4 separate regions of the Mus musculus genome follow, and regions 1, 2 and 3 are each linked to region 4. A link is a loop called in an ENCODE intact Hi-C map of the cell type or tissue named here. Cell type or tissue: left cerebral cortex. All regions are shown on one strand. Region 1 holds the start of Ngef (neuronal guanine nucleotide exchange factor). Region 2 has its middle 16 kb from the start of Gm46099. Region 3 overlaps Gm33517 (predicted gene, 33517). Region 4 overlaps Inpp5d (inositol polyphosphate-5-phosphatase D).

The links. A loop is a pair of places that touch in the nucleus more often than their neighbours do. Peaks named below come from ENCODE experiments on the same cell type or tissue, not always from the same donor. Only the 100,000 strongest peaks of a DNase experiment are listed, where the experiment ranks them.
Region 1: it touches region 4 in a loop (2.1-fold over the local background); 3 of 42 quality-filtered maps call a loop at or near these places.
Region 2: it touches region 4 in a loop (4-fold over the local background); 2 of 42 quality-filtered maps call a loop at or near these places.
Region 3: it touches region 4 in a loop (4-fold over the local background); 2 of 42 quality-filtered maps call a loop at or near these places.

Annotation. Positions count from the first base shown.
Region 1 is chr1:87,504,399-87,512,398 of GRCm38, forward strand. It overlaps Ngef (neuronal guanine nucleotide exchange factor), which reads right to left and starts at 5,964. Exons shown (of 13, transcript NM_019867.2): 1 at 5,695-5,964; 2 at 4,847-4,989. The coding sequence starts at 5,801. In left cerebral cortex, CTCF peaks have their summits at 3,569 and 6,609; DNase peaks (open chromatin) are centred at 568, 1,336, 3,656, 4,065 and 4 more places; H3K4me3 peaks cover 5,444 bases; H3K27ac peaks cover 6,689 bases.
Region 2 is chr1:87,531,486-87,539,485 of GRCm38, forward strand. It overlaps a transcript of Ngef not described here. Among named protein-coding and RNA genes, the nearest start is that of Gm46099, 16 kb to the right of the region's middle. In left cerebral cortex, no CTCF peak of the experiment used is centred here; DNase peaks (open chromatin) are centred at 1,594, 2,818, 4,422, 5,679 and 1 more place; H3K27ac peaks cover 710 bases.
Region 3 is chr1:87,727,855-87,735,854 of GRCm38, forward strand. It overlaps Gm33517 (predicted gene, 33517), which reads right to left. Exons shown (of 4, transcript NR_157047.1): 4 at 714-1,883. Among named protein-coding and RNA genes, the nearest start is that of Gm33470, 7.0 kb to the left of the region's middle. In left cerebral cortex, no CTCF peak of the experiment used is centred here; DNase peaks (open chromatin) are centred at 2,173, 4,873, 5,563 and 6,478; H3K27ac peaks cover 2,949 bases.
Region 4 is chr1:87,679,000-87,686,999 of GRCm38, forward strand. Inpp5d (inositol polyphosphate-5-phosphatase D) reads left to right here. Exons shown (of 27, transcript NM_010566.3): 7 at 2,490-2,570; 8 at 2,688-2,759; 9 at 4,744-4,867. Among named protein-coding and RNA genes, the nearest start is that of Gm33470, 42 kb to the right of the region's middle. In left cerebral cortex, a CTCF peak has its summit at 3,678 (motif pointing right); DNase peaks (open chromatin) are centred at 258, 2,118, 6,002, 6,781 and 1 more place; H3K27ac peaks cover 5,737 bases.

The sequences.
Region 1 (8,000 bases), 170 kb before region 4:
GGGGCCATGGCAGTTCCCAGGACTACAAGGGCATCAATTAAGTGGGGGCAGGGCAGAGCCAAGGCCCTAACTCATGGCATGGTTACAGGGTAGAAGACAAGCCCTGGCAGCTGGCTGGTGCTGGATCAATATTCAAGTAACCAGCTTAGAAAGTGGTCTGAAGGCACCATTGGTAGAAGCAAGGAACAGAAGGCTGGGGTGACAAAGAGATGTAAGTTTACTTGGGGTGGCAGGGGAGCCCCAATAGGCAGCTGGACACACTGGCATGGAGCTTTACCCAGGCATAAGGTTAAGTGGGATCCTTGCAAAGTTCTCCCTGTGGAGGCAGCATGGACATGGGGCACCATTCGTTCTCTGCGCAGCTTGGAAGTATGCAAACAGCAGAAAGGGGGGAAAGAGAAACTGATCACCGTGGGAATCCTGACAGCGGCTGGAGAAATTGCAGTCACTGGCGGGAGCCTCACAAATCCATCCCGCTGATTACATCATTTGCTTCCGGCACTCGGTGACTCTGTGACTGTACATCATGAAGCCTTTACAGCAAGGCAGGACAGCCCCAACTTCAGGGGATTCAGATCCGGTGTTTTTAATAGTTGTACTAGTTACAGAATGCAACATGTAGTTCACTGGCCGAAGGGATGCTAATGAGCATTAGAGTCGGAGCCAAACTCCACCCATAGCTGATGCGCTCCAAGGATAGTCCAATGTCAACACAGAAACCAGTTCAACATACACACATGCATGTCTGTGTATGTTGGAGTACACATGTGTGTGCATGTGTGTGTGCTTGCATGTGGAGGGCATGTGTCACTCTTCAGGTCCTGGACACCTTGGGTTTTTTTCTTTTTTTTCTTTTTTTCTTTTCAGACAAGATTCCATATTGGCTTAGGGCTCACCAAATAGGTTAGGCTAGCCGGCCAGTGAACCCCAGGGATACTCTTGTATCTGGATTACAGACATGTGCTGCCATGCCTAACTTTCAGTGGATTCTAGAGGTTAAACCCAAGTCCTCACTCTTGTGTGACCAGCATTTTGCCCCCTCCTTGGCCCTCCAAGCTAATTATCATCCAGTCGTCGTTCTGACGATATTTGCTGGAGCTTCCTCACGGTAACTTAGCAGAGTGGGTACTTAGTCATGGTTGAACACCTTTTAAAAATCACCATTTCCAAGCTTCCTGGAAGTGTCTAACTTAGCATGTTTTAAAGGCTCAGAAAGACACATGGCATAGCCAGCAAACTGCAGGCAAATACTACCCAAGACTTCTTGGTGGCACATGTGCTGGAAGGAGACAAAAATACCAGCACTGTGGGTAGCTGTGTTGGAAATGGTATTTCTGAAAGTGCTGCACAGTGGACGCCGCCTCTTCCCTGTCCCTTCCCACCCCTGCCTTCCACTGGGGAGGAGAGGGCTGGGCTGGACACTGTGTGCTCAGGGAAGTAGGTGGGGTCCGATGGAGGCTCTCACCAGTGGTGGTGGGCTCAGTACCTGCATTCGGTGCCATTGAGGGACAGAGGTCTGAATGCTCCCCCTCCCATCCCCAATCCCTATGAGGGGATCTAAAGCCCATGTGACAGTATTAGGAGGGAAGGCCTTTGGGGAATTGGGTTTCTTGGATGAGATTCATCAGAGGCTGGAGGGCTCTTCATTGTTCTGCCTGCCATGTGGGACTCCTTCATGATCCATGAAGCAGAGAGAGCGGCTCTCACTAGACACAGATCCACTGGGATTATTGGCTGGCAGCAGATCTCTGAGGGGAACCATCTAACTGTTTATACATTACCAGTGTTAAGATTGGGGTGTAGCATTTCCCCCTAAAGGCTCATGTGCTCTTTGGGTTGGTCTCCATGCCAAATGGTGGAGAGGGGCCTCAGAGAAGGTAATTAACAAACACAGGCCTCTCCTCTTGAACATTCCATCAGAGCTTTAGATCAAGAAGAGATTGTTCTAAAATCAACTGTCTGGCCCTAGACCTCTCTAGCTTCCCTCTCATGGTGTCGTCGCCTTTGATACCATTTCCTGTGTGTGGCATGGACCTCACTAGAGCTAACAGAAATGGATGGTCTGCTCTTACACCTAAAAATGTCCAGTAAATAACCTCTTTTCTATATAAAGTTCTTAGCCTCAGGTATTTTGTCACAATACATAATATACCAAGATATCCAATGCAAGGTATGGATTAATATACCAGCCAAGGAGACAGAAAGAGAGGATAAGGCCGACCCAGAACAGATCTAAGGGTTTCTTTGAAAGAAAGAAAGAAAGAAAGAAAGAAAGAAAGAAAGAAAGAAAGAAAGAAAGAAAGAAAGAGAGAAAGAAAGAAGGGGCTGGAGAGATGGCTCAGTGATTAAGAGCACTGACTGCTCTTCCAGAGGTCCTGAGTTCAATTCCCAGCAACCACATGGGTGGCTCACAACCATCTGTAATGAGATCTGATGCTCTCTTCTGGTGTGTCTGAAGACAGCAAAAGTGTACTCACATACAAAAAAAAAAAATCTTAAAAAAAAAAAGAAAAGAGAAAAAAAAAAAAAAGGAATCTGTAGTTAGTTGAATAATAGTGACCCCCAGAGGCCCATCTATTTGAATGCTTGGTTACCAATTGGTCAACTACTGGAAAGGATTAGGAGGTGTGGCCTTTATTGGAGAAAGTGTGTCACTGGGGGTGGGTTCTGACATTTCAAAAGCCCATGCCAGGCTCAGTATCTCTCCCTGCCTGCCTGTGGATCAGGATGTAGCTCTCTGCTACTTCTTTGGCTCATGCCTGCCTACCTGCTGCCATGCTCCCCGCCATGACGATAATGGACTCACTTCTGAACCAGTAATGAAGCCCCAATTAAATGTTTTCTTTTCTAAGGGTTGCCATGGTCATTGTGTCTCTTCCCAGCCATAGAACACTAAGACAGTAGCTATCTCCAGTAGACACATGAAGGCAAACTATCCTTCCTGCTATTACAGACCTTGGCTTGAAGATGTGGTGCCCGGAACTACAACAGATACCTTGTAACACAAAAGCCAAAGAAGGAAGGGAATGAAGAAAATGTAGCTGGGTGACTGTGTAGGGAAAAGAACCAACTCTTGAACTTTCTACCTCTTGAGGATTAACCAGGATGGATCACTCTCATTGCAGAAGACCGGTTGTTTCTGCATACTGTTACTTCCAGCCAAATACTCAACAGTGGCCATGTTAGACCATTCAAAGGACACCAGCTATACTCCAGCTCCTGCCATCCTGGGGTTACCATGATGAAAACTGTCTAACCATTTTTTCATAATCTTTCATTTTTATTTGTCTTAAATTCTAATTTTCATATAAATAGATTTATCTTGTGCCACTACTGTCCTCAAGGTTCAAGGTCTCATGGTTGTTTCCTATGTGTGCCAACAGTAAGCACACCTTCCCGTGGATGTTAACGTTCCCAGTCTAAGCTCCTGCTTATGGGATATGAAGGCAGAGTAGAGAGGCTTTGTTCTCTTACTGAAATGATCCTTACTGGGTCGGCCTTGTTCTGTTAGAAGGGGAGTTCCCAGCTCCTCCAGCTAAAGCGCCCTCTACCCAGCCGTTCTGCATCTATCTTCCTAAAGAGAAAGCAGTTTCCTTTAAATCTTCCAAGCCTACTTGTAAAGGGCAAGCTACTCAGTTATTATTTAACAAGCAATTTCTACATGCCAAGCACCATGTTAGGTGCCAGAGACAACGACGACACACTTACACCCCCAGCATCCTCAGCCTGACTGCTAGAGAACCACAGAGACAGAAACCAGAGTGGGTTCAGTTTACCCTCAGGCAGCGATGGATCTCCCAGCCTCCAGCTCTCTCCTCCCAGGGCCAGGGTAGGAAGCTCCCAGCTCAAAAGAGTAGCCTCCTTAAGAAGTCTCCCTACAGTTGGGCCTGCTCCACTTCAATTCTGGAGACATTGTGTCCCTTACAGGGTTTGGCAGTGGGAGATAATCATTACGCGTCATATTTTTAAAATCTAAAATTTGTATTTAAAAGAATAGATTGCTGATGGCTTTGAGAACATCCCAGAATATTTTCAAAGCAGCTAGCATCGTTCCTGGATTAACAAGAACCGGTCACAGGTGGCCCTGGGGATAACAGGAGGAACAGTTTGATGTCAGGAGCAGTTTAGAAGTACAAATGCCTCAAACCTCCAACAGCTCACAGAACTTCCTCTCAGCTCTGGAGGAGCAGGACCCGCTAAGTGCCGTTCCCTAGGACCATCCTGGCAGCCTTTTGGAAGAGTCTTCTGGGTGGGGGGCAGGGGGCAGGAGGGGGGACGCAGAATGTACTCGGGCCTCTTTTGCTTCTACTCATGTGTTCAGGGCCAGCCTTGCTCTACCCAGAGCTTCCCAGTACAGCTTTAATTCCTTGGCTACCTTCCAGGTCCTCCTAGGACCTCCCTGTTGAGGTCAAGGAAGACTTCATTCTCTCTCTCCAGCTACTCCATTCTGGAAACAACGTTTTCTACAGGAAAGGGCTGGACCAAGAGTGTTCTCCAAGAGACATCAAGATCAATACCCACTGCTAAAGCCCAGCATAGAGTCTCAAGCTCATAACCCTGGAACTCAAGTTCTCAGGCAGGAGGTGAGGTCCAGGCTAGCCTGGGCTACTGAGTAAATTCCAGGCCAGCCAGGGTTGCAGTGTGAGACTCAGTCTCACAAACACACCACAATCCCAGCTAAATTAGCTCAGTGGTGCAGCACTAATAAAACTCGGCAGTTCTGCCTAGGAAACCATTAGAACTAGTCATGTCAAAAGCCGCATGCCAGTCAGCCCAGCAGCCAGGGTCCCCTGGAAGCCACCAGGCTCTCATGGTCCAAACGAGTCGCTGCCTGCCCTGGACCCACCTATTTGTTCAATGAGGTTTCTCCAGGAGTCGGCGGGAATGGGATGGATCATCTGCAGGGCCTCCGTGAGAGTGGTGGGGCTGTCGGTGAGGGCTGGGCACTCCTCGGGTGTGGTTCCATTTCCAGGGGTGGAGGATGACTCGCTGCAAGAGAAGGAGGAGAGCGACGGCTGTTTATTTTTAAGCAACGACACACCTTGGCTAGATCGCAAGAGGCGACTGTCGGTCAGCACAAGCGGCTGCTGCCTGGAGGGTACTGCCCCTAAGAGCTTCCAAGCCAAGGGGGGCCACAGTGGCCGCCACGTGTCCGGACCGGGCGAGCCCGACAAACCCTTTTTGTCACCATACCAGGGCGCGACGGGGTGATTCACTCCTACACCAGTCCGCCCAAACCTTCATGTTTTTCGAGCTCGCGGACAGGCGTCGGAAAGTTGGCGTACCCTAGCCGCTGCACAGCGCGGAAGGCCGCCCCAACGGGTCCTGCCAGCCCGCTGCCACCCCACTCCCTTAGCCGTCCCGTGCCCCCTGGCCCCACTCGAGGCTCTGTCCTCCAGTTCCAGAGACTGGGAGCGCAGAGAGGGGCGAAGGGCGGGACGCGCACACTCTGGGCGTCCAGGGACAAGGTGCAGGAGGCCATCCCACGCTGGGACTGGGTGCTAGTGACCTGGAACAGGACGCACGGCTCTCCCAGGGGGAAGGTCCGTCGGATTAGAGTTAGTGGGGGGCAGCAGGAGCCCGGGGGCCGAGGACCCGGATAGGCCGCAGGGGTCCGAGATCATCGCCTAGGGAGCGAGTGTGAGGGAGTACGTGGGGACATTGCGCGGGGGCCGGGATACAGCGGGTCCTCACCTGCCCGGCAGGTGTCCCGCCGCCGAGTCGCGCGTGTCGCTCTCCGAGGTGGAGCTGTCGTGGTCCACGGCGCAGGCGGCGCTGAAGGCTGCAGCCAGCAGCTCCATGGGGACCAGCGACCGGGTAGGCTCAGGGGCTGGTGGGGAGCCGCGCGGGGGGCCCAGGGCCCAGCCGGGGGCAATGCGCGGGCTCTGAGTGAGGTCGCAGCGCGCGCGGCTCAAGCCGGAGCTGCCGCCGCCGCTGCTGTAGAGCGCTCCCGCGGACGAGCGCGCGCCTGGAGGCTCCCGGGGTTGCCACGGCAACGGGGGAGGCGGGCGGGGCGCGCGCGGCGGGGGCGAGGCCGGCGGCGGCGAGGTGGGGGCGCTAGGGCCGGGTGCACCCGGACCAGGGGGCGGTGACTCCCCACATGGACCGGAGCCGCGCAGCGCCTGCCTCCCCCGCGGCCGCCGGGTGCCGGGAGACGCGGGGACAGAGGGAACAGAGCTGCCTCAGCCTATCTCCCCTCTTGCCAGTGGGTCGTTTTTCATAGCTCCGCCCCGGGTTTCTTGAAGGGGAGGGCGAGGCGACCCTCTGTCCCATCCCTTGCCCATTACAATTCAGTCTCCTAGATCATGCTTTGGGAATATATGCCCTCTACTCCCAGTTGGAGAGAAAACAGTTATTTCTCCTGCACTCTTGCTCTTGACTCTCAGGTGTGTGTGTGTGTGTGTGTGTGTGTGTGTGTGTGTGTGTGTGTGTGTGTGTGTGTGAAACCCCCCCACCACCACCACCACTGCAGACGTTTTTCCTGAGTGGGTCTTTCTGCTGGACCAAATCTTTCCCAGCGACCCCCAAACGCTGCCAGGAGGGAGTTAAGGAGAAGTTTCCAGAAACTGCAGTAGGATTTCCCTACCCACAAGTAGATCTGCACCCTACTGTTTGTTAGCTAGTACAGCGCTCAGATAAAACGAGAGGATAAGGAGAGAAATATCTCAAGTCAAGAGTAGTGTGGCCAGTTCTGTAGGTACCTGAGGGTGAGGGTGGGACACAGTGTTCCCCAGCATGGCCCCCTCCACACTCCACCTGTGGGCATTGGTTATAAGGAACCTGTTCCTGGGGGTTTGAGGCAGCTGTGTTTATTGGTTTTTCTGGTATATGAGTATTTTGCCTGCATGTATGTATGTGACCAATGTGTTTGACTGGTACCTTTCAAAATCAGAAAAGAGCGTTGGATCCCTGGAACCGGAATTATGGAATTATTGGAGTTACATGGTTGTGAGCCACCATGTGTGTGCTGGCAACTGAACCTGGGTTCTCTGCTAGAGCAACATGTGTTCTTAACACCTGAGTTGTTGCTCCAGCCTCAAGTGTTGCTTGTTCTTGGATGAGTAGGTGGGAGGCACAGCGGCTGGGACTCAAGAGAAACAGCGATGGCTTTGGGAAGGGAGGGTTGTTTTATTTGGAAGGGGCAATGGTTAGTTTAATTGCCATATGACACAGCCTAGCAAGCAACCACAGAAGAGAGTCTGAAGGAGGGCTTGTCTACATCAGTCATGTCTGTGGGGAATTGTCTTGACTAGGTTAATTGAGGTGGGAAAACCCAGTCTACCTTTGACTGTGCCATTCCCATAAACGGTGTTAGACAGAAAACCAAACCAAACCAAACCTGAGCTAAGTGGTGTAAGCATGCATATGCTCCTGTCTCTTTTCTTGATTGTGGATGTGTTGTGACTGGCTGCTTCAAGTCCCTGCCTTGACTTGAGCTAAAATAAACCCTTTCTCTCCTAAATTACTTTTGGTCTGGGTGTTCTGTCACAGCGACAGATAAGAAAGCAAAGCAGGAGGGATCTGTCATCCCCAGGTTGCAGGAGCTGACATAATCCCCCATCTCTCCCTGACTCAATGTGAGGAGAGGATTAGAGATGGCAGAGAGCCCTCTGAATCTGGACATTGAAACTCACCCGTGCTTTCCTGAGGCACAGTTCTCTCAAGGCCTTATGGGAGTTGAAATACAAGCCTCCCACCCCCTGGGTCTTTTTCCCAAGCCCTGCCTTTGTGATTCCTCCTGGGTGTGACTCCACTCAACGCCTTCCCTTTACAACTCTGGTCCATAGCCATCCTCATCACTACCATCCCGGGCTCTGCTCTGGCTGCCATGAGGACCTATCAGAGATGGGTAGTCTTCCGCACAACTGGAGCCTACCTTAGTACCGTCTGAGGTGTGGCTGGGTGAGCTCTGGTATGGCAGACTATTGATTTCTCATTGCCTTCTGCCAGAAAGGGAGGGAGGGTGTTCTTTAGGATTTTCTAATCTCATTTGTGAGGAA
Region 2 (8,000 bases), 150 kb before region 4:
TAGCTGCATATGTATCAAAAGATGGCCTAGTCAGCCATCACTGCAAAGAGAGGCCCATTGGACACGCAAACTTTATATACCCCAGTACAGGGTAACGCCAGGGCCAAAAAGGGGGAGTGGGTGGGTAGGGGAGTGGGGGTGGGTGGGTATGGGGGACTTTTGGTATAGCATTGGAAATGTAAATGAGCTAAATACCTAATAAAAAATGGAAAAAAAAGATGTAGGATTGAATTCCCCATATCCCTGAAACCCACGAGGGCAATCGGGCCAGGACTGGAGAGAAGACTCCAGTTTTGGTTCTGCATTTGCTCCAAGGTACATGAGGTTTCCTTCATGTGTCTGTGTGGTCGTTAGCATTGATTGCCGTCTTGACAGAACCTACAATCACCTGGTAGACAACCCTCTGGTCATGTCCGTGAGGCATTATCTAGATTTGGTTACTTGGACTAGGAAGAGCCTCCCCTGTGGGCAGAACCATTCCTTAGGCTGAAGTCTTGGACTAAACAAACAAACCAACCTAGAAAGTGAGTTGAGCCCACACACTATGTCTACAACATGACTGCAGACACAGTATGAGCTGTCTCAAGCTCCTGCCGCCATGCTTTTCCCATGGACCGTATCCCCTCTACTGCGGCCGAAGGAAACAGCTCCTTAAGCTGCTTTTGTCTGGTACTTGGACACAGCAATAGGGAACGCCACTTTGCTCACATTGAGATCTTGTGTTTTCTATGACTGTTTGGAGGCTTTGCACTTGGAGCAGGATGCCTTGTTGAGCCCAGCACCTTTCTCACTGTTAAAGGGACAGATTTGTTACTGTGGCTTCTTAGCCCATCTCCGGGAGCCCTTAGCTGTCCTGAATCTCAATCTGTAGATCAGGCTGGCCTCAGACTCACAGAGATCCACCTGCCTTTGCCTCCTGAATGCTGGGATTAAAGGCAAGTGACACCACTGACCAGCCTGCTTTTGGCCTCTGAGTCGCTATGCAGTCTGGGACGACCTTGAGCTCTTGCTCCCTCTCCTGCCTCTGGAGTGCTGGGGTTACAGGGTTGCTCTAGCCCGCCCACTTTATGCAGTATTTACCATGGAGCTTCCGCCCAGCCTGTGTAAGTATTACTACATGGCAAAGGGGATGAGTGAGGCCATGGACTGTGCCTTCCAGGACTTTCCATTAGAGTTGTTGCAGTTCTCAGCCCCTGTCTGTTCCCCTACCACACCTGGCTGCAGGTACAGATGGCCAGAGAGACTCATTCACCTCTAGGGTCACACTTGAGAGAGGTACGTGACCTTTTAAAGCCCACATCTCTAAGGCCTTGTGGGGAAGGGCAAGCATGTCTCTTCAACATCAGGAAGAGGGGGGAAAAAGATTAGAAATTCTGCAAAGAAGACGCAGCTGTCAAAAGTATATGAAATTAGCATCTCAAGCTGTGGAATGTAAGTCACAGACTGTGTAAAAATAGACGTTCATAGGTGAAACCACCCTCCCTTCAGTCTCCACAGCTGAGGGTCTGGAATCTTCTGATGCTTTGCTGGAGGGTCACAGAAAGGGGCAGCCTGTGTGGGGAGCTCAGCTGCTTCCCATGTGGACACGGAGAAGGCTGGTTTGTATGTCCCTTGCTAAATAAATGGTCACTGTCACGTCAGTTGGCAGTAGAAATGTGAGCTATAAGGCATAGGCTAGCAAGTCCTTTGTGCTGGATATTTATGTCAACTTGATATAAGCTAAAGTCATCTAGAGGAGAGAACCTCAATTAAGAAACTGCCTCCATAAGATCTGGCTGTAGGCGAGACTGTAGGGCATTTTCTTAGTGATTTATGGGGAAGGGCCCAAGCTATTGTGGGTGGTGCCAACCCTGGGATGGTGGTTATGGGCTCCATGGGAAAGCAGACATTACGGAATCCATGACCTGGGCAGCTTCTCTGAAAAATTGCACCATTTGTTTTTCTTTTTTAAGTTTTGTTTTTTGTTTTCCAAATAAGCTTTAGAATGTGGCATGTAGCTTAGTGCCCTGAGCACCCACCAGTTCTAGTCCAGAATGACTAATAATCAAATAAACAACAATTTAAAAAGCTTTCAATATGAACCTAATTAAAAAAAAAAAACCTCAAACTTTTTACTATGGAGATGTTTCAATCACACTCAAGTAGACAGAGAACTATGAGGAACGTCTCAAACATGTACCCCAGGCCCCAACAGCCCTCCCTGCTCAAGGCCTGTGTTTTATCTCCGCTCCTCCCACTGCTCCCTCAGCCTGCATTATTTTGGAGCAAATGTTGGACATCATTTTGTCCCATCTGAAATATTCCAGGGTGTCTCTCCAAAAGATGCAAAGACTTACACATGGCTGGGAAAAAAAAATAACTGCCATATCATGAGAGAGTCCGAGGAAATAAACAACCATTTCTTAGCATCTTGAAATATTTGACCCGTGTCCAAAATTGCTTGTCTTTTAAAACTTGATACCCCACTCCTACTCCCTACAGTCTTCCTAGTCACCCACCTCTGGTCCACAGTGTACTGACTGGAAAAGGAATCTTTTTAAAAAAGTGGCTACATTGCTACAGTTAGTTACTACTACTTCTTAAGTCTCTGGGCTTGTTTACACTTTTGTTGTGTTTTATTTTAAGAAACTTTGTTACTGTAAGGCTCTCTTGTAGCAACAACTGGAGCAAGCACTGATGAACAAGCTGCCCCCAGAGTAACTGTTTGTGCCATTTGTGTGTTTCCATGGAAACAGTTTCCAATATGGAACCTGGTCCTTGTCCAGCTTCAGAACTTCAGACTCACAGTACCACACTGGAGTCTTTAGTGGTGCTAGAGAATTCATGGCAGTGGTTGTGTTTGAGATGGATCAGTAGATGTTAGTCACGGAACTTGACTCCACCTAGTCAAGTTACATAAGCAGTAAACCATGGCTGGGAGCTGGCAGGAACGAGGAGGAGAGGAGCCTTTGGTGGTGTAGCTGCCTGAATCTTGCATGGGGCACTCCGGCAATGTAGTTTTGTGAGTTGTTTGCCCATGCTGGGATAGGATTTTCTGTGATGTTCCTACCTGATGCTCTTGTGTTCTTGCAAATAACTCCTGACCCATGCTCCTGTAAGTAACCCCAGGAGACCCATTGGATCACCGCACTGGACCTGGCAGAATCATTGCTTTGATCTACCTTTGACCTCTGTTTCTACGGTTAATAGAAATACACTCGCTGGGAAAAGTCACACAACACCGATTCTAATAATGATGTGTTACAGTTAGCTCAGCAAATGAAGCACCATTCCAGTGTCTCTCTGTAAGGAGCAGTGTTCTGCCCTGACTGTGCTTCCTTCTGATCACCTCGCCCAGCATCACTGTAACTCAGTACATGGAATCGTGCTCCGTAATTGTCTGAGCTGCAGACAATTCTAGAACCTTGTGGGTAGGTACTGATCATAAAGCGATGCATGCCTCTTATCAGCAACCCTACCCCCAAGTTTTCAGAGACTAAAGGCCTGTGGTTCTTGCAGCCATTCTGAAGACCCTAGCCAACTAGTCCTCTAACCTGCAGCCAGCAGTCCCTGCTGTCCCTACCTCAATCTGTAGCTTTTTACTTCATGCATTTAGTATTCTTCATCCTTTAGTATTCTCTCGTGCGAGATCCAGACCCTAACAGATAACAATAGATACACCAAGGGTTGCCTGGTTCTCCCTGACTTTTTTGTTTCTTTCAAGATTTATTTCAATGCCTGTGTATTGGTGTGAATATATATATGTGGGTGTGTGTGTGTATTATATATATATAAGTATATTATATACATATAAGTTATAAATATATATCATACGTGTGTGGTTGGTTACCTGATGATGCAAGAACATCTCTTAACGACCAAGCCATCTCTTTAGCCCCTATCCTTGGGTCTTGTAGACCCAGGTCCTACTGATGACATGGGGATGGCCCATTAATCCTCTCCCCTGTTCCTTTACCTAACCAGCATAGAGGTAGATACCTGACCCAAAGGTGGACAACCAATTTCTCTCCCTTCGAAGGTCAAGGTGAAAGGTTAACTTGGCAAGGGCTGCCATTTAGGTTATGGGCAAATGGAGAAGAATTCCCAGTTGTACAAAGAGAATGAGGAGAACAGAGCAGTTCACAAGAGAAGCAAGAGGGAAGGGCCCCAGAGAAACTGACTGGGTGTTTCTGGTTCCTGATGCTGCTCCAGTTCCTGTGAAGATAGGCTTCGTTTCTTAGACTTAGATTCTTTGGGATTTTTCTATAATTAATTGTTGAGTGAGTCTGAATAGGTTTCTGATTTGTGGCAGGGAATGAACAAAGATGTCTATCAGAGCTATATCGATTCAACATTATTGCTGTTGAGGATTTACTTGACTGTGCTATATGTCAGGAGAAACAAGAGCTTCAAAGAGTCCCGAAAAACAAGAGAAAGGAGACAGAGGGTAAGATTCAGAGCATAGAAAACCCAAAGTGACTGTACCGGCTGGCTCTGTGTCAACTTGACACAAGCTAGAGTCATTAAGAGAAAGAGCCTCTGTTGAGGAAATCCCTCCATGAGATCCAGCTGTAGGGCAAATTCTCAACTATCGATCAATTGATCAATTGATCAGTCGGTAGGTAGGGGAGGACCCAGACCATTGTGAGTGGAGCCATCCCTGGGCTGGTGGCTCTGGGTTCTATAGGAAAGCAGACTGAGCAAGCCAGGGGAAGCAAGCCAGTAAGTAGCACCACTCCATGGCCTCTGCATCAGCTCCTGCCTCCAGGTTCCTGCCCCATCTTCCTTTGGTGATGACAGCCATGTGGAAATATAGGCTAAACAGACCCTCTCCTCTCCAACTTGCTTTTAGGTCATGGTGTTTTGTCACAGCAATAGCAACCCTAACTAAGACAGTGACATAAAAAAAAATAGAATAAGCAAATTTGTCACTATCATGGAATACCAGGTGAACGTGTAAGAGTTCACCACTTCTCCCCAACTGACAAGATAACTATCTTTGTGCACTACCAATGTGTTTTGTTCATCAATAAATACTTTAAAAGCAGACATAGAAAAAACTAGTGTGTAAAATAAGATTTTTTTAAAAGCAAGAAATTTAATTAAAATATGTATAAATCCAGGCTGGGGAGATGGCTCCGGGATAAAACACCTTCCAGGAAAGCTCCAGGACCTGAGTTGAGGTCCCTAGAGTCCATGTAAAGCTAGACACAGTTGTGCACATCTGTGATCCCAGTGTTTCCATGGAGAGGTGGGAGGCAGAGACAGGAGAATCCTTGCAAGCTTGCTGTAAGCCATCACTGTAAGCCAGTGAGCAGGCCAACTAGCACAGCTTACATAGAAAAAGAGACTCTGCTCTAACACGGTAGAAAGTGAGGACACCCCAGGTGATCTTCTGATCACCACAGGAACACCGTAGTACACACACCTATAGTCACACACATGAACACACATAAACTCCAGAACACACATGCATATATGAATAACACATACGAGAATTAAAAATCTGTATAAAACGCATCCTAGACCTACACATCATCACTGGCTTAGTTTTTAAAGCATCTGAACAGAGGGGATGCAGCCAACTAAATAAGTTGGGATTTATTCATGGACTGAACAATTGAAGCAGCCAAGGATCCCCAGATTCATCTGTAAGGGTAAAGCAATTTCAACCGCATATTTTTGAGAGTAGCAATTGACATCCTGATTCTAAAATTTATATGGGAACACAAAACTTAAAATAGTCAGGCCTGTCTTTAAAAAGAATGATGTAGGAGGGCTCACACTACTAGATTTTAAGCACAAAGCTACAGAATTGAAGACAGTGTGGTTCTGGCACAAGGTAGTCAACAAGACCAATGAGAAGTCTAGAGATAAACCCACCCATATGCACATAGTGTGGAGCTTTTTTAAAAAAAAATCAACAAATTGGCCACAGTGGCTCATGCTTGCAACCCCAGCATTGAGGAGACTGAAGCAGGAATGTCATGAATTCAAGGTCAAGCTAGACTATGTAGTGAATTCAAGGCCAGCATGGTTACATAGTGAGACCAATGTTTCAAAAAAAAAAAAAAAGTGAAAGAAAGAAAAAAAGAAAAGAAAAGAAAGGAAGATAAATAAATAAATAAATAAACAAATAAATAAATAAATAAAAGACAAGGCACAGATATTACTCACTGACAGGAGCTGAAGGCCGTTCATATAAATGGCGCTAAGGCAGCTGGGTGGCCATATGGACTGAGAGACAGAGAGGCAGAACTTGAGGTATGAATGTCTATGGAAGTTAGGTATTTGATGAGTAGCAAACACAACAGTGAGCCTTAAGAGAACACCATTGATAAGTTAATGTCAGCAAAATTAAAAATCTATGCTCACTAGAATGCAGGAAATTATGATACATGGGTAGAAATATTTGCAGTGTACATCTTGGGACAGGAACGTTCTGATTTATTTTGGATTTTTTGAGCCAGGTCTTGCTCTGTAGCCCAGACTGTCTTGGACCTCGCCATGTAGGCTTAAGTGGCCCTGAATCCACCCTGATCCTCTTGTCTCTGTGTCCTGAGTCCTGGAATTACAGACACGAGCACCATGCTTGGCTTGGCCATGGTTTTTGGGTTTGTTTTTGTTGTTGTTGTTGTTGTTGTTGTTTTGGGTTGTTTTTTTTTGACATATAAAGAACTACAAATGTAAAAATAAATACACAAGCAATGGGCAAATGACCTGAATGGCCACCACCCAATAGAAAGTCAGTGGAGAACCAGGAAATGCATGGAAATGACACTCAACCTCATAGTCAGCACAGAGATACAAATTAGAGCGGTGCCGAGAAACCGAGATGCTTTAGAGTGAAAGCCAGTGCGTAGAGGGAGAGAATCGGATTTGGCATGGAACAACTCCTTTCCCAACGGCCTTTGCAAAAGGTCGTTGCAATGTGGTTTTAGCCAATGAGATGCAAGTAGTGTCAGCTGGTCAGCCTCCAAGGAATCCACTTAGACAGAGAGTTAACATCAACCACTCATCCCTCCCGTTTTCCCTCCTGAACTGTAGCTGTGATGTCATGGAGCTCTGGCAGTCATCTTAAAAGATGACAGAGTGGGATGCTAGAAAGAACCTCGGTCCCTGAAGGCACGAAGGAACTTCTGACATGATCTTCAGGCTGCTTTTACATAGGAACCACATAGGTACCCACTGTGAAAAAGGAACTGTGATTAAGAAAACCTGCCCATGAGATCTGACTGCAGGCAAGCCTGCAGGGCATTAGTCAGTGATCAATGAGGGAGGACACAGCCTGTTGTGAATGGTGCCCGTCCCTGGGCTGGTGGTCCTGAGTTCTGTAAGAAATCAGGGTGAGCAAGCCGGTAAACAGCATCCCTCCATGGCCTCTGATCAGCTCCTGCTTCCAGGTTCCTGCCCTGCTTGAGTTCCTGTCCTGACTTCCTTTGATGATGAAGAGTGATCTGGAACCATAAGCTGGATAAACCCTTTCCTCCCCAACTTGCTTTTGGTCATGGTGTTTCATCACACCAATAGAAACTCTGCCTAAGACAAGTAGCAAAATTAAATTCTAACTGATAGGCGAAAACACTGAAGTCCCATTACACTACAGCACACAGTATAGCTGGCTGTTCCATCCATGTGTAGAAAACTATTTAGAACACAGGGGTTTGTGATAAATGAATAGACAAGAAAAGATCAAATAGGAAGATCTGTCTTATGGAGGGAAAACAAGCATAAAGTGCACAGGAAAAAGAGCCACCACATGTGCACATGTGCACATGTGCAATTTATTAAAATCTCTCTAGGGTAGTGGCACCATAACTTCCTTTTCCACTCCTCGGTGAATATTACATCTCCAAATTCCTATATTGTGGGAGAATAGATAGTTTTTACAAAAGGAAATTGTGGCTTGAAAAAACACAAGCCATTAAGTCACTGTTAGACAAGTAAGACAAGCAGCTGTAAGCATAGCTCGGGCTACCGTGTTCATCTAGCACCCAGCAGCCCTGGGTTTGTTCCCCAGC
Region 3 (8,000 bases), 49 kb after region 4:
GGGTGAAGGATGAGGAGAGTCGTGGGTGGAGCTAGATAACTGTGGTGGTGATGCCTCACTGGCAGCTGGACTCCATGGGGAGTTTTCTAGGATTTATCTGTGAGGTGTTTCCAGAGGGGTGGCTTAGCAGAAGAGGAAAATCCTGAATACGGACAGCAGGCAGCAGCACCCCTTGGGCTGAATGAAAAACCAGGGAAGGAAGAGAGCTCCTTCTCCCTGCTTCCTGACTGTAGATGCAATGTCACCAGTCCCCTCATGCTTCGGCCACTACACCTCCCCAACATGGTGGACAGTAGCCTGCAAGCAGTCCAGTCACAGCCACAGAAAAAGAAACTTAAGTTTATTTGTCTCACCATGAGTAGGACTGTGCTATATGTTTTTGTCTCTGGGGAAACCACTTAGAGGTGGGGGGGGGGGGGAGTCGTGAGCTGGTGACAGAGCTCAGTGGTACAGTATTCACTTGCATATGGGTTCAATGGTAAGACACAGGGCTCTTGGGACGCTATGCTTCTTGTACTGGTTTCCAGTTCTACATTCGTATTTCTTCCCTGACTCTGGTCTTCTGATCCTTTCCTGCCCCGAGCCAGACCCTGTCCATTTCCTTCAGTCCCAAATGCCACCAAGAGAAGGTCACACCGGGAAGCAGACTTCACTGAGAGTCTTGGGCAATGAGTGGTTGCTACATCCCAAACTACAGAGCCAACGGCATACAAGTATGCTTTTCCATCTTTGTTATGAAGGTTCAGCTGTTTAGTTAGCTGGCCACCAGAAGTGTCTCTCTGATCTTTCTCCACCCTCCCACCCTGCCCTGTGTATCCAATGCCCATTCTGGGGTTGTCACAACAGCTAAGGTCCTGTTCTGTTACAAGAAGACAGCATTCTCTCTGAAAACTTCCACATCCAGCTTTTAAACCTATCTCCACCCCCACTCCCACATATAGATATACCATACCATACCATACCATACTATACTATACTATACTATACTATACTATTAAGCTATCTCCTGGTTGTGTTTGGTATTAAACAGAGCAAAATAGCTCAGATCTGAACCTGCAACACCCACTTATCAAGGCTTTGAACCCAGTGAAGCCTTAGTGCCATCAATCCACCCATATCTGTGATTTATTCTTGCTAACATCTACTACTTGGGTACCATTTGTCATTGCAAGTGGCTTCTTTGTTTCACTCAAAATATAAATGTATTAAGTACCTACTAGGTTCAACGTACAAAACACAGGGTCAAAATATTACAGTCTGAACTCTCCCCATGGGGGATCTATTGTCTTCGAATCCTCTCCCTGGTTCTCATATACATGGGGTCACCTGCAGGCCAGTTTTGAAGACAGGAGTCTGGCTGTACAGCCTCTGTTGCAGTCATCTGGTGCTGGTAACAAACTGCCCATGGCTTGGCAGTTTTTCATAACAATGCATTTGCTCACCCCATTCAGCTTCACTCTTCTCTTGGAGAGTGGGGCTGCAGACACCTGGATGGTCATTCATTTACAAATTTCCAAAGTCTCATGAGATGGTGGTGGTGGTGGTGGTGATGTCTGCCAGCTGAGAGCTCAGGTAGGCTGGGCTGTAGCTACATCTAGGAGTAGTTTTCCCATTGAAATTGCTTGCTTTCTCACTATGTAGTTGCAGGGAAAGGGAAGAGGGAGAGGGAGGAAGAGGAAGAAGAAGAGGGAGGGGGAGGGGGAGAGGAGAGAGGAAGAGAGAGGAGGAGAGAGGGAGGCAGGCAGAGTTGAAGACCCAGCCATGGACGTTAAAGCACTTGAAGACCACAGGGCACAAAGCCTTCACTCTTCTTGGGATTGATGGGTGTGGTATGTGTTACCCAATTAGTTGGAGCCCAGGATGATCTACAGCAATGGAAGAAACTGAATCCAAGAGGAAAGAGAAAAAAAAGGTATTGGTTAAAGATATGTTGGCTTCTTCTCTTCTATCCTCTTACCTCTCTCTGGTTCTTCCCGTTGTTCATCCTCCAGCAGAATTGAGAGGCTTGGGGGAGCCTGCTTAGTGAGAGGCCCTCGGGAGCTAGCCTGCAACCCAGAGCACATTGAGAAGGCAGGGAATTCAGGGAGGGTGGGCGGAGAACAAGCACATCCCATTACTAACATGAGTAAGAGCGTTTTGATGGCAACTCTCATACTATACGTATATTAGGAGTGTGGGAAGGGGGTACGGGGAACAAGTGTCCAAACAGTTTAAGAAAATAGACAGTGCCAACAATTGGCATGGCAGTCATTTAATTACACCAGCTAACGAAGTAGAATTTCTGGCATGCCTTACCCCAGAGTCATTTAGATTTGGCTTAGAAAGCAGAATGGTTTTTATAACAGATTTTTTCTAATTATGTTTTGCTTCTGTTAATATGAAGATTTTACTCCTCAAGTAAATACCACCTGATCACAAAGCAGCAGGGCCCAGGAGTACACGGAGCGCCAGGTGGGAGCCAGGCTGGGGGTTTCACAGTTTGCTGCCGTGCAAAGGTTTGTGTTCGTTCTGTGGGGGCAGCTCTCTCTAGCTCATCTGTAAAGCATGAGGGCAAGCTATGAGGATCTTCTGGGCTTCCTCTGAATTCCTCAAAAGAATGACATGCAGCCGGGTGTGGTCATACCTGGCGAGAGTCCCAACTGCTGGGAGGCTGGGGCAGAAGGATGCAAACTCAAAGTCTGCCCAGGCTACAGAGGAAGTTCAAAGAGAACTGGATAGTTCAGCGAGACCCTGCCTCAAAAATAAAAAGTGTCTAAAGGGGGTTGGAGGTGTGGCTGAGTGGTAGAACTCTCACCTGTGCATGAGGCTCTGAGTTCAAGAAAAGGCCAGTCTGACTTGGCTTTACATACAATTACCTGAGGTACCTATATAAATGCAGGTTCCTAGGCCCTGCCAGGATGATTGACAGGTAGTTGATTCTCTCGGTCTAGGTGGTGCCTGGGAAGCTGAATTTCAGCAGCTATTCTAGATTTTCTAGGATACCTGGTCATGCCATTTCATGTGTTAAAAAAATAAATAAATAAGTAAAATTTAAAAAGGCCTCTCAAAGGATTAGATGCATGATCCATACTTGAGATAAAGCAGGCTAGCAAACAGGCTAGGTAAGAAAATGAAAGCCAGCCCTGGCCCTGACCCCACCACGGCCTTCATGAAGCATGCTTCCCGCTCTGACGGTCATTTCTTTCTTTCTTTCTTTCTTTCTTTCTTTCTTTCTTTCTTTCTTTCTTTCTTTCTTTCTTTCTTTCTTTCTTTCCTTCTTTCTTTTCTTTTCTTTTCTTTTCTTTTCTTTTCTTTTCTTTCTTTCTTTTTCAGTTTCTCCAAAATTTTATTTTAATTTAAATTACAGGGCCAGCCAGATATTCTGATAAGAAATTCACTTTTCCTCAGGAAAAAGGAAACACTTCCATGTCATTAACAATTGTATACATTTCCCATTTTTTTTAAGGGTTAAAAAAAATCACATTAAGTAACTGCCTTAAGTAAAATTAACCCTTTATAACACCAAAGAAACCACACCCAGGATAATTGTTCTGGTAATAGGAACCTAGAAAGTGATCACACTTTAAATGCAACCTTTCAATCTTGAATGTTTTCACATTGTTCTGTTTAAAAACAATCCAGAAAATCAGTCTGGCGGCTCCTCAGAAAATTGAACATAGTACTACCAGAGGATCCCGCAATACCTCTCCTGGGCATATACCCAGAAGATGTCCCAACCGGTAAGAAGAACACATGCTCCACTATGTTCATAGCAGCCTTGTTTATAATAGCCAGAAGCTGGAAAGAACCCAGATGCCCCTCAACAGAGGAATGGATACAGAAAATGTGGTATATTTACACAATGGAATACTACTCAGCTATTAAAAAAATGAATTTATGAAATTCCTAGGCAAATGGATGGACCTGGAGGGTATCATCCTGAGTGAAGTAACCCAATCACAAAGGAACTCGCACAATATGTACTCACTGATAAGTGGATATTAGCCCAGAAACTTAGGATACCCAAGATATAAGATACAACTTGCCAAACGCATGAAATTCAAGAAGAACGAAGACCAAAGTGTGGACACTTTACCCTTTCTTAGAAATGGGAACAAAACACCCATGGAAGGAGTTACAGAGACAAAATTTGGAGCTGTGACGAAAGGATGGACCATCTAGTGATTGCCATATGCAGGGATCCATCCCATAATCAGCTTCCAAATGCTGACACCATTGCATACACTAGCAAGATTTTGCTGAAAGGACCCAGATATAGCTCTCTCTTGTGAGACTATGCCGGGGCCTAGCAAACACAGAGGTGGATGATCACAGTCAGCTATTGGATGGGTCACACGGCCCCCAATGGAGGAGCTAGAGAAATTACCCAAGGAGCTAAAGAGAACTGCAACCCTATAGGTGGAACAACAATATGAACTAACCAGTACCCCGGAGCTCTTGACTCTAGCTGCATATGTATCAAAAGATGGCCTAGTCGGCCATCAGTGGAAAGAGAGGCCCATTGGACTTGCAAACTTTATATGCCCCAGTACAGGGGAACGCCAGGGCCAAAAAGGGGGAGTGGGTGGGTAGGGGATTGGGGGGGTGGGTATGGGGGACCTTTAGGATAGCATTGAAAATGTAAACAAGGAAAATACCTAATAAAAAAAAAAGAAAAAAGAAAAAAGAAAAAAAAAGAAAAAAAAAAAAAGAAAAACAATCCAGAAAGCCTTCTCAGCCCTCAGCTTCCAATGTGTGAGTGACAGTTCCCTGACACACTGCATCCCATCTTCCACAGCAAGACTCTAGCACCACTCTCTGTGTTAGCCCAAGTGGAAGCTGTTCTGGTGAGCTGTTCTGAGGAGGGTGATAAATCAATACATCTCAGAATCCTGTGTGAGAAGACTGGAGGGAATAATCCCCAAGTTAGAATACCTCAGTACTAGAGAGTGGCTCTCAACCTGCCCAGGAGGTTCTAGAAATTCTGTGATTCCTGCTTTCTTAGGGTCAGCCCCTGGGAGCACTAGCCTTATTTGATGGCAACTCTCATACTATGCGTCCTATGATTCTGTGTTTCAGAGTTCAGAGTGTGCATCAGACTGTGTGTGAGTGTGTGTGTGTGTTTGTGTGTGTATGCACAATCACATATGTGTCCACCTGGGGAGGTGAGAGACCAACTTTAAATATCTTCTTTCTCTAATCTCAATCCACCAAATATGTTGAGACAGGGTCTCTGACTGCATCTGAACCTCACTGTTGGCTCCTGTTAGATTCAGCAGTCACCGAGTGTATACATGGTGTCTACCCTCTCACTCCCAGCACTGGCATTCACAGCCCCAGCTCTTATATGAGTTCCACAGATCCTAACTTAGGCTCTCATGCTTGTATTATAAGAACTTTTTGCACTGAACTGTCTCCCTAGCCCAAAGCGCAGACCCATTAGGCTCCTCAGTCTCCTATTTCCACTCACACCATTAGCATTCATCCCACAGCAGATGGACAGCAGGTTTTGCACCCGCTCTCCCTTGCTGTTGGCACTGCACCATTCAACAATATGGTGTTAACAAAAAATATTAAAACTAGCTGTCTTACATTCTTGGTTCTTGCTCATAATGTTGCATAATGAAAAGGAAAATCTTTCCCACAGTCCCAGTGGCGCAGAAACATTTAGAGATGACTCTAAATATAGCCTCCCAGATGACAGAGAGGTTGTTTTATGTCATTCTGTGATTTCTTTTTCACAGCGTGTTCTATGTGCCGGAATTAAAAAAAAAAATAAAGAAATCAGAATGCTAAATTTAAAGGCACCTTTGCTCTTTGCTGGTTGCAAAAACACATTTTGTTGCCATTTAATTTGCTGTGCATCTTGGCATCAGACTCTAAGCAACAACAAAACAAAAAACAGAAAGCAGTGCCCCCCGAGCATGCCAGATCCTATCCTCCATTGTCTCTGCTAACCTGTTAGCTATTGACTTCCAGCAATAGAAAGCTCAGTAGAAAGAATTGCAACCATTCCCTCTATTGGACTTAGGTATATGGGGATCCATTATTTTATATAAAGTAATTACTAATCCCGGGTGCCATACACTAAGCTCCCAAATATCGTCAGAATACTGATTTAGTTAAGGAGAGTAAATTGTAACTGAAAGCTGTTCCAGATAGGCTATTTAAAATACCTCTAACCTGGGTACAAAATCTGTAGTAACCTATTAGTAGCTATAAAACGTCAGCCCTATGTCAGAGACAGTTATAATGTGCTCAGAGCTTCTGCGTATGGATCAGGAAGGGACAGGACTCAATCCATAGGAAGTAACTTTGGTTATTTCTCAGGGAAGCAGCTTTGGTGAGATGCAAATAGATAGCTTCCCTTAACTGAAAAGAGAAAGTTCAGTCAGAGAAAAGGAATTCATTTCCAACCTCTTTCTTGTTTGTGGTGAAGTAGGTGGTTCATCTGGGATCTGACATGTCCCTTAGCTAGAAGAACTCAGGAGCTGCTCTGGCTGCTGAATTGGGTGGGTTCCAGAGTGATTCAGGCCCAAATGTCTGCTAAGAGTTGAATGGATATGAGTGCTTCTGCATGGGCGTGCTTATTTCTTACAGAGGTGTATTCAAGACGCCAAGATTTCCTAAAGATTTCCCAGATGTTGGTTTAGGACATAGCAGGCAAGTTCTGGCCTCGGGGCTGAAAATTCAATCCTTGAGATTTCTTTTTTAATTAAAATTTTATTTTTATTTTATGTACATTAGTGTCTTGCCTGCATGTATATCTATGAGGGTGTTGGGTTCCCTGGAACTGGAGCTACAGACAGTTATAAGCTGCCATACAAGTGCTGGGAATTGAACCTGGGTCTTCCGGAAGAGCAGCTAAGGCTCTTAACTGCTAAGCCATCTCTCCAGCCCCGGTCCTGGATTGTTAATATTGCCAGCCTGACAGACTCTAAAATCACCCAAGGGGACAAGCCTCTGGGTAGACCTGTGAAGAATTACCTAGGTAGCTTAGCCTCTGGGCTTCCTTGTGAGGCATTGTTTGAATTCAGTTAACTGAGGTGGGAAGACCCACCCTAAGTGTGGTTGATCCATTCCCTGGACTGAGATCCTGGATAGCCCAGAAAGGAGAAAGCTAGCTGAGCACCAGCATTTATGTCACCCTTCGTATTGATTATGGATGCAACGTGACCAGTCACCCAACATCCTGTCACTACTACTCCACTCTATAGTGGACTTAAGCTGTGACCCAAAAGACACTTCTTTCCTTGATTTGCTTTGGCTGGAATATTTTATCGAAACAGTAAGAAATAACTAATGTAGTCTTCAGTGTGCATTGATGTGAGGGAGATCACCCTGGAGCTGGCTGGGTGTTAGGCAGATCTCCACTCTGCAGAATCACACATAGGGCCCCAAAAAAGGTTTGTGGAGGTCAAAGTCTTTCTTCTGAAAGCCCATTCTCCTCCCCACCTTGCACTGGAACAATAAATATGGACACTAATTTCTATAGATGTTGGCAAAGATGACCAGACAGGGCCTTTTGCATGCTAGACAAGTGCTCTGCCACTGAACTATAGCAGCAATCAGACTGCATTTTTTAAAAAACACAAGGTCTTATGTAGTCAAGGCTGGCCATGAACTCTCGGAATAGCCAAGAATTACATTAAACTTCTGATCCTAGTGCTAGGGTAATAGATGCATGTCACTATGCCCAGTTTAGAGAGTCAAACCCAGGACCTTGTGCATGCTGTGCAAGCAGTCTACCAACTGAAGCTACATCCATAGCCCATGGATTTTTTCTTTCTCTTTAAAATTACATTTATTTTTTTGTCTGTTTGTGTGTACACATACACATGCTTGCATGTGCATACAAGTGTTACAACATTCGTGTGGAGATCAGAGAACAGCTGTGGGAGTCCATTCTCCCCTTCCAATTTCTTCCACTGTGTGGGATCACACTCAGGTTTCAGGCTTAGTGGCAAATGCATTTACCCAGTGAGCCATCTTACCAGTAACTTGAAAGGCATAACACCTTC
Region 4 (8,000 bases):
CAAGGGTCCTGGGCACATGAGCTTGCTTAGTGCCAGAAAAGTCAGAGGAGGAGAGGGCAGACAGAGACCCTCGTCTCCACCTCCTTTGACTGACTAATGGGGCTGGATATAATCTGTTTTACAAAAGGACAGCTTTTCAGAGCTGTTTCTATCTAAGGTTGCTCTGAATAGCCATCTCGAAATATGCCAGAGAAGAATATTTAGAGGCGGCCTATTTTGGTCTCCCACAAAGATTTCACAGGGAAAATGTATTTGTGTTCTATTTATACAACTAAAAATATGCATCAGCCCGGGGAAACTGGCTCTTTGCTGCCTTTGAAGTGAAGGATGGGTTAATTTCTAAGAAAGTAAAAGCAAATGTAGTGCAGGCACCACGGATGCTGCCAGACACCAGCGTTTAAGTGGCTTGAATGGAAGAGCACACCCCAAGTATTTGAAGTAGGTGAGGAGAGAGACCAGGTCTCCAGAGTTGGGCCTGCAGTGGCCAGGGTAAGTCCAAGGGGCAGTATGACGCAGAACAGAGTGGCAACCTCTACCAGTAGTAGAATTCAGGTCTCATTCCTAACCTCCCATAAAGCAGAGAATATTGCACTCTCTTTCTCTCTCTCTCTCTCTCTCTCTCTCTCTCTCTCTCTCTCTCTCTCTCTCTAACTCACAGAGATCCTCCTGCCTCTGCTTCCTCATTGCTGGAAATAAAAGCATGTGCCACCACATGCAGCTCTCCTTGTTTGGAGAGAGAAAGGCAGACAGACAGACAGACAGACAGACAGACAGAGTATAATGTGTGCAGATGTCCACAGAACTCCGAAGAGGGTGTTGGACCCCCAGAAACCGGAGTTCTAGGCAGTTGTAAGCTGTCCAGTGGGTGTTGCGAACTGAACTCAAGTCCTCTGGAAAACTGGAAAGTACTCTTAACCACTAAGCTATCTGTTAGTCCCCCAAGAATGTCTTATCTTGATAGGCCTTCAGATCTCACAGTCCAGGGGGCTGACCTGCTACAAGGGGTAGAGGAAAGAAAACTGGCTCCAGGCCTGAGTTCAGAGTGACATCTCCAGAGTTCTTCCTTCCCTTGCCGTGTAGTAATTTCCTACCCTACACGAGGAGAAAAGGAACAGATATGTCCAGTATGCCTGGCATCTTGAAAGGGCACTGACTCTTGCCGCTGTAGAGCCCCTTTCCTTGGGGAGTGCAGAGAAGTGCTGCTAGAGAGGTTCAAAAGAAACACAACAGTCAAAATAGTTGCTGGCCAAGGGAGGGCATGTGCCCTGTATCGGGCCTGCAAAGCCCTTTCAACAGTGTAGCCAAGGCCATGTTTGACAGTACAAGCCTGTAAGCCCATGCATAAGCAAGGGCTGGGATAAAGGGCTACTGTTCAAGTTAGTTATATACACATCAAGTTTGTTCATCTTACATCCTTAGGTAAGGGTGGGTAGCTTGTTAGCTCCACCTCTCCAGCAGGAAAGCATGTCCACGGTAAGGTAGATACTGTAGAGTTTAGCTTTGTTTTGACCTTTCTTTCTTCGTTGCTTGGGATTGTACTTGGGACCTTCACTCATGCAGCCCATGTTTCAGCCTTGCATAAATCTATAAATATATGGTTGGAGTCAGGTCCAGCATATGTGGGTACCAGTCCCAGTCTGGTATAGCAATTTATTAGCTATTTGTCTTTAGACAAGTAACTATAGGGTTCTGAGCTGTAATGGCCACCAAACAGGTCCTTTAAGTATCTTTATTGGCCAAACACCAGGGTTAAAACACTGAACACAGTATGGTGGTTTCAACTGTCATGGAGTCCACATTCTAGCAGGGGAATTTTACACACAACTCACAAATGATACAGACCACAGCAGGGTGATTTGACAGAGACAACGAAGGGCTTGCCTGAGCTGCAGTAGTCCGGGAGCAGCTCTTGATGGGATCTGAGATCTAGATGGCAGAGCGCCCTTCCTAGATGAAATCCAAGCCTCTGGTTACTCCTCAGCAAGAGTAGCTGGAGGAAGACCAGAAGTGAGGAGGAAAAGGCTCAGAGTGGAGCATCTAAGCCTGCAGCACCTCCAGAGACAGGCTTTGGAGCTTGCCTGTGGTTCAGCCTACTGTGGGAAGAGACCAGTGAGGGTTTTAAGCTGTGGGGATGGGTATATTTTGGAAGGCGAACAAGAACACCAGCAGCTCAGGCAATGTAGGAGGGCGGGAAGGTGATGGATGATCGAGGACGGCCCCAGAGATTTTAAGGACTGTGTAGGTGGGGTGAGAAGCACTGTGGGTGAGGTGGAGTTAGAGGGAAGAAGTGAAGATCTATTTTTTTGGCCATGAGGAATTTGGGGTGCACACACACACATACATACACACCCCATCATGTCCTTGTCTACAGACGGGGTGATAATGGTACTGGAAGGTAGAAGGTGGAAAGAGGACCAGCAAGGAAGGTATCCAGTGCCCACCCCACAGCTCACCCTCAGACAGACCTTGTTCTCATTTTCATTACCCAGGTGCCCGGAGAGGCCAGTCCCATCACCATGGTTGCCAAACTCAGCCAATTGACAAGTCTGCTGTCTTCCATTGAAGATAAGGTACTCACAGGTGTCCTGTAGCACCTCCTGATTTCTCTGCAGTCCCCTATTTGCACTGAGTGTCCAAGTCCCAGGTTCTGCATTCCTATGACTCGCTGACATTCCTGCTGTCCACAGGTCAAGTCCTTGCTGCACGAGGGCTCAGAATCTACCAACAGGCGTTCCCTTATCCCTCCGGTCACCTTTGAGGTGAGTGATTCTGGAGCAGTATTTGGCCGTCGGTTCCTGTGAAGAGAGTGCTTTTGATTTAGGCTGTGAGGAGCGAGGAACTCAATGGCAGAGAATAGTAGTCAGGCCAGCCACCTCGCTGGGGCAGTGGGTAAACACTAAAATCGCTGCCTAAATGCACCAGTGAAGTACCCCTCATGGGAGGCTGCAACGAAAGAGCTCCCCATTGGTCCAAGATGGTATGAACCTCCTTAAAATAGGAAGGAGAAGTGACATCAAACTGAGGGCCACACGTTGCCTATAAAATGGTGTCTGGTACAGGAACAGTGGGAGAAAACAATTATTTTTGTTTTGGGGGTTTGGTTTTTTTGTTTTGTTTTGTTTTGTTTTTTTGTTTTTTTTTTTTGAGACAGGGTTTCTCTGTGTAGCCCTGGCTGTCCTGGAACTCACTTTGTAGACCAGGCTGGCCTCAGACTCAGAAATCCACCTGTCTCTGTCTCCCAAGTGCTGGGATTAAAGGCGTGCGCCACCACCACCCAGCTTTTTAGTTTTTTGTTTCTTGTTTTTTGGGGGAGAAAACAATTCTTATGATTTCCTTAAAAATGACTGGCTTAAGTGGAGACCTAGAAAGGTGGTTCTTTCTCTTTCTTTTTCTTTCTTTCTTCCTTTCTTTCTTTCTTCCTTCCTTCCTTCCTTTTTTTTTTTTTTTTTTTGTTTTTCGAGACAGGGTTTCTCTGTATAGCTCTGGCTGTCCTGGAACTCACTTTGTAGACCAGGCTGGCCTCGAACTCAGAAATCCGCCTGCCTCTGCCTCCCAAGTGCTGGGATTAAAGGCGTGCGCCACCACGCCCAGCTCCTTCTTTCTTTTTTTAAAGGTTTATTTATTATTATACATAAGTACACTGTAGTTGACTTCAGATGAACCAGAAGAGGGCGCCAGATCTCATTACAGATGGTTGTGAGCCACCATGTGGTTGCTGGGATTTGAACTCAGGACCTCTGGAAGAGCAGTCAGTGGCTCTTACCCACTGAGCCATCTCGCCAGCCCAGGTGTATTTTTCTTAATGGACCCCCATGATTCTTGTACTTCCAGCTCAACTTGGTCCTGCCTTTATGAGACACCCCACTGCCCACCCCAAAGCCCTCTTCATCCCTGAGAGGAGTCTCACAAAAAACAGATTTCCATTTCTTCTTACCACCTTGGTTTTTTAAATTTCACATTTATCTATCATCTGTCTGTCTGTCTGTCTGTCTGTCTGTGTGTCTGTCTGTCTATCGTGTGTGTGCTGAGTGAGTGAGTGAGTGAGAGAGAGAGAGAGAATATGAAGGAAAAGGACAGCTTGCAAGAGTGGATCTCTCCTACCGTGTGGGTCCCAAGAGATTGACTCCAGATTGCCATGCTTGGTGGCAGATTCCTTTTCCCACAAAACCATCTTGCCTGACTTCTCTACTGCTCCTGGCTTTAGGGGGGCTTTTTTGTTTGTTTTTATTTTTGTTTTCATGAGATAGGACCCCCAAATAGCCTCCTTGAGTCTACCTAAACCTTCCACCACACCCAGCTTAGCTTTTCATTTTCTAAACATGTCTGCGTAGGAATCGTCTTCCTAATTATTACCAGTCGATGTTCAATTAGCGGTTGTAACAAGGCCCCAGAGTGTGAATCTATTGCTAAGATTCTTTCCGGAAGTAGATGACACATCAGATTAATAAGTGTTGTCAAACTCATCAGTGAATGAACCATTTCCCAACAGTTCATCTGTTTCCTCCACCAAATCTGTTGGTGGAGCAGCTGGGTTACACATGGGCGAGCTGGGCTCAGCCGCGGTGCCAGCCATTTTTCCAGCATGCTATGGAATATAGGGGTGTTATCAGGCCAGGGTGGGAAAAGCCTGGGAATAGCGAGCCAGATAGCCTCACCCGGGACATTGACCATCCCAGCCATGTAGATAAATCAGAGTTGACATCACCAAAGCCAGCCACTGACTGCATGTCTTATGCTCTGAAGGTGAAGTCAGAGTCCCTGGGCATTCCTCAGAAAATGCATCTCAAAGTGGACGTTGAGTCTGGGAAACTGATCGTTAAGAAGTCCAAGGATGGTTCTGAGGACAAGTTCTACAGCCACAAAAAAAGTAAGCCACCCACCCCAACCCTGCAACACACACCCCATGTTCTGGTTCCTGTGTGAGAGCTCTTATGAATGACCAGTGACTAGATGTCAACAGCGACTGTCTTAGTTACTTTTCTATTGCTATGACAAAACACCATGACCAAGACCACTTACAAAATAAAGTGTTTGATGTGGGACTCACAGCTCCAGGGGGTTAGAGCCCATGACCATCACAATGGGGAGCATGGTACCAGGCAGGGGAGTGTGGCGTTGGATCAGTAGCTGAGAAACTACGTCTTGGTTCACAAGCATAAAGCAGAGAGGGCAAACTAGAAATGCCGTCAGCTTCTGAAATCACAAAGCCCCGCCCCCAGTGCCACATCTCCCCCAACAAGGCCACACCTCCCAATCCTTCCTAAACAGTTCCAGCAGTTGGAAACCAAACATTCAAATATATGTGTCTATGGGAGCCATTCTCATTCAAACCACCTCAGTGATTGTCAGCAAAAGCCAGTCCCACCCCCTTTGCAGGGTAGTCCCTGTCCATGGGTGCTCCCCAAGCCGCTCCCTGCCTATGGAAGTCTTTTCCTGATACAAGGGCACTCCTTAGGGGCCTCCCCTGCATACTTAGCCGCCAGCCCTGAAAATGAGATTATAAATTTGTCACAACTGCCCCATAGCAGTCCTGTGTACACACGGTGATTTCATGTGTCTGTGTGACTGTCCTCTTCCCTGCAAGCATGCAGTTACCTCACTGTGCCGGGACAGGCCCTGTACTCACGGTATTGTTGGCAGAGCTGCTGGGTTACCACCCATAGCAAATCACTAACCCTGTGGAGCTGAAGTATATGAAGCCTGCGTCTAAATGGTCCAAACTCTCACTGCCGCTCTGTCACTTGGCAGCTGGGGGACCTTGACCCGTCTCTCTGAACCTCAGTTTCCAGTTCTCAGGGATGAGAAAGATTGAGTGAACAACATGAGGGACAGCCCAACACCCAGCTTCCTTTCCACCAGCTCTCCTCATGGACACCGTTGAGCCACTGCAGCTCTTCTGTCTGTTGTACTGTCCAGTATTTGTACACACAGCAGGAAAGTTCCCCATGACAGCTGGCGGAGAAGCTGCTGTGGGCAGAGCAGCATCCAGAGAAGCAAGCCACCCATATGGTCCCTGCCCACATGCAATTTGTATTCTGGTGCATTGAGGGTGAATAATTCTCAGCTAAATCTACCAATACAGTGGCTTCAGCTACTCGGAAGCTTTGAAGAAATCAGGACAGCATGATAGGTAAAGATCCTTTGGGAAGAGAGAATGGACAGAGGAGGCTAGCCCTTTTAAGCAATGAGCTTGTGAGCTGAGATCTCAAAAAAGCTACTGGTTGGACAGGTGCCTGAGGGAAGAGTCTCCCAGCGAGTGCATAAGGTGGAGTGACAGGATCTTAAAGAACAGAAATAGATGTGGGGACAGTGTAGAATGGAATAGGAGGGCAATGGGAATGTTGAATGACCTAACCTCCTGAAGAGGACTTTGGAAAAACTCCCAAGCAAGAAGTTTTAGGCTAGACCTTGGCGCTGTTGAATTATGGATGCAGGTGGTTCTGAGGGTAGCCCTGGGTGAATGCTCATCTCCATATGGGGTTGGACAAGCCCACCTTCAAATTCAGGTTCTACCTCCTGCCAGCTGTGTAACCTAGCCTCTCTGCGCCTCCAGTCTCCATCTGTAAAATGGGGATGAAGACAACAGATGTCAGGTGGAGATTGCATGCTTATGAGAGCAACTTGCACATCTCCTCACTCCTCTAAGTTGAGTGAGAGAATGCCCAGGCAGGGGCTAGAAAGGGGACCTGTTGATCCTACACCTCAGCACTGGGGAAGAAAAGGGCTCTTTTTTTCCCTCTTGCATTTTGAGTTCGTGGCAGAAGCCAGGACAGATTACCAAAAGAAAGGAGAATGGATTGATCACATGTAAGTCTCGTGACGTGGAAGCCCTTACAGGGAAAGCAGGACCAGGAGGATGGCTAAGCAGAGTGCTGTAGCCAGATTTCCAAAAGGTGGGAAGCTAGAAAGTGATAGCAGAGAGGGGCTGGGGGCTAAGTTTAGGGCAATGGGAAGAGCTTGGCCAGGCCCGTAAGCTCAGACTCCTCTCAGTCTTGTTTGTCCTTGGCAATAAATGCCTTCCCTTCGGGTACAGAGAGCATACTTGTCACATGAGGGTTTTATCTCCAGCTTAGAGGAAGACCAGAAAATCCTTTCTCCCTCCTCATCCTTCTTGTCAGGGTGCTATATTTTGGGGTACTGGGTCCTCAGCTCCATCAGTAAATAGCACAGGAGGTATTAGAAGTCAAGAACTGAGTTTCCCAGCTCAGTCACTGTGACTTGGTTTGGTGCCCATTCTGGTCCTTGGTTGCATGTTGCTACAAGGCTTAAAAGAATGAATATCAAAATGTGTGATGCCTGGCGTGGAGAGAGTGTTTGGTGCAATTGGCCACTGGCGGAGGAGTGTCATTGGTACAATTATCCTTCCATGTTTCTGTGAGGACAGAATGGAATGGGGGTGGAAGGTAAAGAGAGGAAGTAGGAAAGACAGCCTCTGGACTCTGGAGTAGCAAGCTGTAGGGAAATTACAGAGCTGAGCTTACATCATCAGGACAGGGCTCTCTCTGCCTTACTGTGTCTAGTTGGGGAGTGATTGATGGTTTGAGCGGGAAGGCTATGCCAGAAGCCGTTGGCTTAGAATAGTGCATACTGCTTGTACAGGGCAAATAAGTCCAGAGATTCATTGCAGCAGGGCCACTGGTGACAGCTACTTAGAGCAAACTGAACTCCCGAGAAGCTCTGAGAGCTAGGGTTTGGTGCTAGCTGGGTGCTCTGGCTACTGGGATGGCTGTGTGATGCACTGCCCGTGCTACATAGATTTACCCATTCCACTGCGTGCCCATGCTTCAGAGCCTCCTGTGTGCCATGGTGTTTATGTACAGCTTTCTCTGTCAAATTAAAATAAATTAATAATAAAGGAACAATGTTGAGAGGGGAGAGAGAGAGAGAGAGGATGTGGATAGATATTTTGGGGTTTTTTTTCTGTTGGTTGTTTTGTTTCAAGACAGAGGCTCATGTTTCCTATGCTAGGGTTGAATTCGCTCTGCAGCTAAGGTGAGTCT